2 separate regions of the Homo sapiens genome follow, and region 1 is linked to region 2. Evidence: read pairs that join two places in POLR2A ChIA-PET (ENCODE). Cell type or tissue: GM12878. All regions are shown on one strand. Each heading gives the region's core, and the rest is flanking DNA. Links, peaks and the distances in the headings are about the cores only.

What was found. ChIA-PET counts read pairs that join two places held together with the same protein. Peaks named below come from ENCODE experiments on the same cell type or tissue, not always from the same donor. Only the 100,000 strongest peaks of a DNase experiment are listed, where the experiment ranks them.
Region 1: POLR2A ChIA-PET joins it to region 2 with 11 read pairs; 6 of 35 experiments call an interaction of 5 or more read pairs at or near these places.

What each region holds. Positions count from the first base shown.
Region 1 is chr3:53,169,199-53,172,098 of GRCh38, forward strand. All of the region lies in intron 2 of PRKCD (protein kinase C delta), which reads left to right. Among named protein-coding and RNA genes, the nearest start is that of PRKCD, 9.4 kb to the left of the region's middle. RefSeq lists a silencer at 1,074-1,123. In GM12878, for the core only: no CTCF peak of the experiment used is centred there; a DNase peak (open chromatin) is centred at 1,237; H3K4me3 peaks cover 2,225 bases; H3K27ac peaks cover 2,500 bases.
Region 2 is chr3:53,107,611-53,110,510 of GRCh38, forward strand. The region is part of intron 7 of RFT1 (RFT1 glycolipid translocator homolog); the gene reads right to left. Among named protein-coding and RNA genes, the nearest start is that of RFT1, 21 kb to the right of the region's middle. RefSeq lists an enhancer at 1,680-1,799. In GM12878, for the core only: no CTCF peak of the experiment used is centred there; no DNase peak of the experiment used is centred there.

The sequences.
Region 1 (2,900 bases), core at 82-2,581, 62 kb after region 2:
GGGGGACTGGTGTGGGCAGGCTTGAGCTCTTCTGGAGTCATTCATGTGGTGAAGCCAGGGAGGCAGGTGGGGCCACAAGCCTGAAGTTCAGGAGGGTCTGGGCCCAAAGTAGAGACGGGAGCCTAAAGCCAGGATTGGGGAGGAGAGGGCTCAACAGGCCTTCTAAGGGGTGGGGGAGCATTTGAGAGGCCCACGAACAGGACTGGGATGGCTGTCCCTCAAAGGTCTCTGCCAAGGCACCCAGGAGGGCAGGCTTGTGGTGGCTGAGCCGCTGTTTTCACAACAGCTCCGGAAGCTTTGGATCATGTCTATGGCCGTGTTGGGTAAACAGGCAGAGCAGAGCAGGCAGTCGCCAAGGCCTGAGGCTAGATCAGATGTCTGCGTGGTGTAGGTTGTGGGCTGGGGTTGTTGGGGTGGGAGGAGGATCCCAGGGTCCTCCAGTGTCAGGGCTGGAGAAAGCTTAGAGGTCTCCATTGTTGAGACAGGGAGGCTGGAGCCCCGGGAGGGGCAGTAGCTGGCCAGCCTCTGCCAGTGGACTCATGCTGCCTGCTTCAGCCCAGTTCTGCCCAGAGCCTCAGGCCAGAACAGGGCACCCTGCGGCTGGGGGGCTTAACAGAGCCTCTTTTCCCACTTTCCAAGGAAGTCTGGAAGACACCAGAGCACTTGGGCCAAGATCGCGGAGCACCCAGGCAGCAGATCTGAGCTAGGCCTGTCTAGGTCCAAGCTCGCCGGTTCCTCTGTCCGCTGCCTGCTGTGGGATGGCGCACCATGCGGGATGGTCCTGCCTCTCTCCCAGCTTTCTCAATATCCCCAAAGTGGGGAAGCATCATGTGGATCCTGCCCAGATCCTGGGGATGACTGGCAAAAGGGTTAGGTGGCCATCTTGCCTTCTCCCAAACACAAAACGATTGTTTCCAATGGTAAACCATCTGGAAAATCGTGGGAACTCTGTGGGAGAAAGAAGGGCTAAGGAGTAGGGCTCTTGTACTGGGGGCTGATGGAGGAGCTGTTCCCATCTCCAAACACATACCCTCACCCCATTGGAGGCCAGATGGGCAGTTCTAGGACTAGAGCTGGAAGTTCTCTCCCCACTTCCCCCTGGGTCTGCCCCATTGGCTTTGTGGCTTTGGTTGAATTGCTCAACCTCTCTTTCGGTTTCTGCACAGTGAGCCTGGAGCTCAAGGAACTTGCTCCTGGGGTGCCCGGCTTGCTGCCCTACCAACATAGGTTCAAGCCCTCCCCTCCCCCTGCGCGCCAGGCCTGTGACTGCCACCTGTGACCTTCAACCTCCACCATAGCCTCAGGGCCCTGCAGGCAGGTGGGCGGGCGGGCGGAGGCCTGCCCAGTGATGTGCCTGACCAGCCCACTCCTTCCCTTACACACTTTAGACTTTGCTCTGGATCAAGAGGGACTTTCTTCGTCTCCCTGGGTGGAAAGGCCCAGCCTAGCCTGACACCAGCTGCCCTTCTGCCCCTCCTCCATTCCCCAGCCATTGTGCCTGGGGGCTGTGGTGGAAAAAGCTGCATTTGGACTTCATGGTGCCAGACTCTAGTCAGGGATGTGGGGTCCTTCCAGGACTGTATGTTTGTTTCTGTGTCTGCCTGGAGCATCTCTGTGCCAGTGTGTACATCACAGCTTGTGGCACTCCACGTGCGTGTGGAGCCTATGTGGTCGGGTGTGGTCTGTGTGGGCCCGGGTATCTGTTGAGATGTGAGAGCCGGTGAGTGCATGTGTGTTTCTGTGTGTGTGTGTGTGTGTGTGTACGTGTGCCCCTGTGTCATCACAGCAGTGTGTGTACGTACCTGTGGCTCCAACTGTGTGCGTGTGTGTCTAATGTCGAGTGGGGCTCCCTATGTGCTGTTTGGGTTGGCGAGTGTGCCTGTGTGCACACGTGTGGTTATTCGTGGAGAGGCCCGGCTGCATCCCCCACCCTGGCTCCTCACAGAGGCCCCTTGTCCTCACAGGATCTGGCTCTCTGGCTCCTGCCATGAAGGGGCCTTTGTTCCTCTCTCAGGGGTACCTGGGGCACCGCCCTCTGACTGAGCCCAGGACTCCTCATATCCTAGGGCTGGCTGGTGACTCGAGGCCTGTGCCTGGTGGCCTCCCTCCAAGGAGGCCCTACCCCACACAAGCTGGCAGAGGTGGATGTGAGCCGATGACAGCCAGGCTCCCAAGTCCTGCCCCTCTGAACCTTCCAGACCCTCTGGCAGGGCAGGCCATTATGCTCCTGCTGACCCCTCAGATCGAAGGCCCCCAGCCAACAGGTCCCTGCAGCCTCCGTTCTCCTCCAGCCCCCCTCACTCCCTGCTACTCACTGCCTGCGTGGCGCATCCTACAGAGGTCTTACCATCCTTTGTAATCACATATTTATGTGACTGGCTCCCACCAGGCTGTAAGTTCCATGGGCCTGGTGTGGCAGAGGTTACCAGTGGGAAAGCAGCTAGCTTCCTGAGAGGTGGGAAGGGTCCCCCAGGGCCAGCCTTCTGAGCTGCCTGGAAGGATCTGTGGGAATTCAGAAGGCTGTTCCAGCTGAGGGAACAACATCTGCAAAAATATGGGGGCTGGGAAATGAGACATATGTTCACAGAGTAGCCAGAACAGGGATTGAGGTAGAGAGCAGGACAGGGCCAGGGAGTGGGCAGTCTGGAAGGCCTGGAGAGGTCTGGGCTTTCTCCAGGGGCAGTGAGAGCCTAGGAGGTTCCCAGCTGTGGGAAGAATGGGTAGGGGAGGGACCAGAGATGGTGACAACCGGGAGGGAGCTGGGTAAGGGGAGGAGAGGCCACAGGTACTGGTTGGTCTGTGTGGGGTGAGGGAGGGGCCCAGGAGGAGCGCTGGCTGGGGGATGAGGTACCTGTCCTGGGAGGAGCAGGTATGGGGAGCATCCCTGCTCTGGGACTTGG
Region 2 (2,900 bases), core at 130-2,629:
GGGGGCTGGCAAGGCATTAGACTGTCTTAGATTTGAATCATGAACTCACGTCTGAGTTCATGATTCAAATTTAAGACAGTCTAATGCCTTCAAGGTGAAGACACCAGCCAGGGCCCCCATCCCCTTGGCTTTCATGAAGTTTCTCATCTATGAAGAAAAAGTGTTGACCACTATGGAAAAGGAGCACTAAACAGTGCCCACGCCCTGAAGGGCAAATTCTCACCTCCTAGTAACTTGCTAAAAAAGGAAAGCATCAAGAGGCTAGAAGCAGTGAGGATCTTCTCTCAAGACTTTCTCCCACCCTGACTCTCTCTCCAAGCCCCTGCCACTGTGTTTGTGGTAGGGACCACTGCAGGTCCTCACAGGCCTGTGTCTCTGTGCTGCTTGGATCCACCCTCACTGCTAACAGTTCCAGCTTCTGCAAATACAGTTTTGTTTTGTTGTGGTTGTTGTTTTGAGACAGAGTCTTATTCTGTCGCCCAGGCTAGAGTGCAGTGGCGCGATCTCAGCTCACTGCAACCTCTGCCTCCCAGACATAAGAGATTCTCCTGCCTCAGCCTCCTGAGTAGCTGGGATTACAGGTGTCCACCACCAAGCCCAGCACTTTTTTTTTTTTGTATTTTTAGTAGATGGGTTTCACCATGTTGGCCAGGCCAGTTTCGAACTCCTGACCTCAAGTGATTCACCTGCCTTGGCCTCCCAAAGTGCTTGGATTGCAGGTGTGAGCCACTGTGCCTGGCCTCAAACACAGCTCTTAAATCAGTCTCTGCTTTCATATCTTTTTTTTTTTTTTTTTTGAGACATAGTCTTGATCTGTCACCCAGACTGGAGTGCAGTGGCACGATCTCGTTCACTGCAACTTCTGCTTCCTGGGTTCAAGCGATTCTTCTGCCTCAGCCTCCTGAGTAGCTGGGATTACAGGCACCCGCCACCATCCCCAGCTAATGTTTTTTTTTATTTTTTAGTGGAGACGGGGTTTCCCCATGTTGGCCAGACTGGTCTTGCACTCCTGACCTCCCACCTCGGCCTCCCAAAGTGCTGGGATTACAGGCATAAGCCAACACACCCAGCTTGCTTTCATATCTTTAAATGGTTTTTTTTTTTTTTGAGACAGAGTTTCGCTCTTGTCGCCCAAGCTGGAGTGCAATGGTGCTATCTGGGCTCACTGCAACCTCTGCCTCCCGAGTAGCTGGGATAACAGGCGCCTGCCACCACGCCCAGCTAATTTTTGTATTTTTAGTAGAGATGGGGTTTCACTGTGCTAGCCAGGCTGGTCTCGAATTCCTTACCTCAGATGATCCGCCCACCTTGGCCTCCCACAGTGCTGGGATTACAGGCGTGAGCCACCGTGCCGGGCCAAAATGACTCTTTAATGTTTGCAAAAAGTCCAGGCTCCTTAATTCTGTATTTGTGGGCTTTTATACACTGACCCCAAGCTATCATTTTGGATTCCCTTTGCCAACCTCACCCTCATCACCCTGTCATCTTCTGCTGCACCCTACCTCCCAGGTTTTAGCCCTCCAGCTGCTTTGAGTCAGGCTGGGCCCACCTTGGCTCCTGTCATTCTCACCACCTAGTGTGTCTTTTCTGCAGGGCCCTCCCTGTCTTTTGGCAAAATAGACCTCTCCTTCCTACATTCTATAGACTCCCTGAGGGCAGGAGCCCCTCTCAGTCACCTCTATGACCCTGGTTTCCTAGCAAAGCTCTAGGAAATGAGTTTCCAAGTACCACACACCTCACAGCCAAGTAACAGTTAACCACATAAATGTCTGTGTCTTTGGTGAGAGAATGAAATGCCTGAGGCCATGGCCTGTTACTCATTCATCTCAGTATTCTCAGCACCTGGCATAGTGTTCAGGAAATGTGGGGGCAGAAGTAACAGCACATACATTTTTGCTACTACAAAAAGTGATTTCAAGCTGAGCTCAGTGGCTCATGCCTGTAATTCCAGCACTTTGGGAGGCCGAGGCAGGAGGATCGCTTGAGTCCAGGAGTTCAAGACCAGTCTGGGCAACATCACAAGACCCTGTCTCTACAAAAAAATTAAAATATTGGCTAGGCGTAATGGTAGGTGCCTTGCCTGTAGTCCCAGCTACTTGGGAGGCTGAGGTGGGAGGATCACTTGAGCCCGAGAGGTCAAGGCTGCAGTGAGCTGTGTTTGCACCACTGCATTCCAGCCTGGGTGACAGAGTGAGACCCTATCTACAAAAACAAAAAACAAAAAACAAAAAAAACCACCAGGGATTTCAACTTTTTTAGAGCTGTAGTTTTAAAAATATATCGAATCTGAGGATCTCAGTCAGGCAACTTCCTTATTTCACAGCCAAGGAGATGGAGGCCCTGAGAAGTTCCTAATGGCACTCTGCCAGTCAGGGAGTCAGGCTAGGGGGATCCAACCATGGAGCAGGCTCCTGGCACCACATTCAGGTCGAGCTCTGGAGGCTTTAGTTTGCAGTAAACTTAAACCAGCTGCTGCAAAGACATGTCTAGAGACATGTGTTGTCTGCAATCCAGAAAACCAATTTAGGGCCATCACTTGGACTGGATCCATTCCTTCAAACTTATTAAAACTGCTCTTAAAACCTTGGAAGGAAAAAAATGCATATGAGCAACCGTCCTTTCCAAAACTCACTCCACCGATTTTCCTGTTCTTACAACAATGTGAACTATCATCATACACATTTCACAATAGTTACGTTGTTGCTTTTCTTACCCCATTCACAAATACATGCTGAATAGCCCTCCTGTACCAGGCCACAGGGAGGCAGTAGTGAACGGCACAGTCTCTGCTCCCCAGGAGCTAAGTGCTCAGGCCCTTCACTCAGCTCTTCTGAGGCTTCTGACCCTCCCTTCCCCGAGAAGGCCTCGGAACGGTTTCATTTTTGTAATAGCAAAGTTAT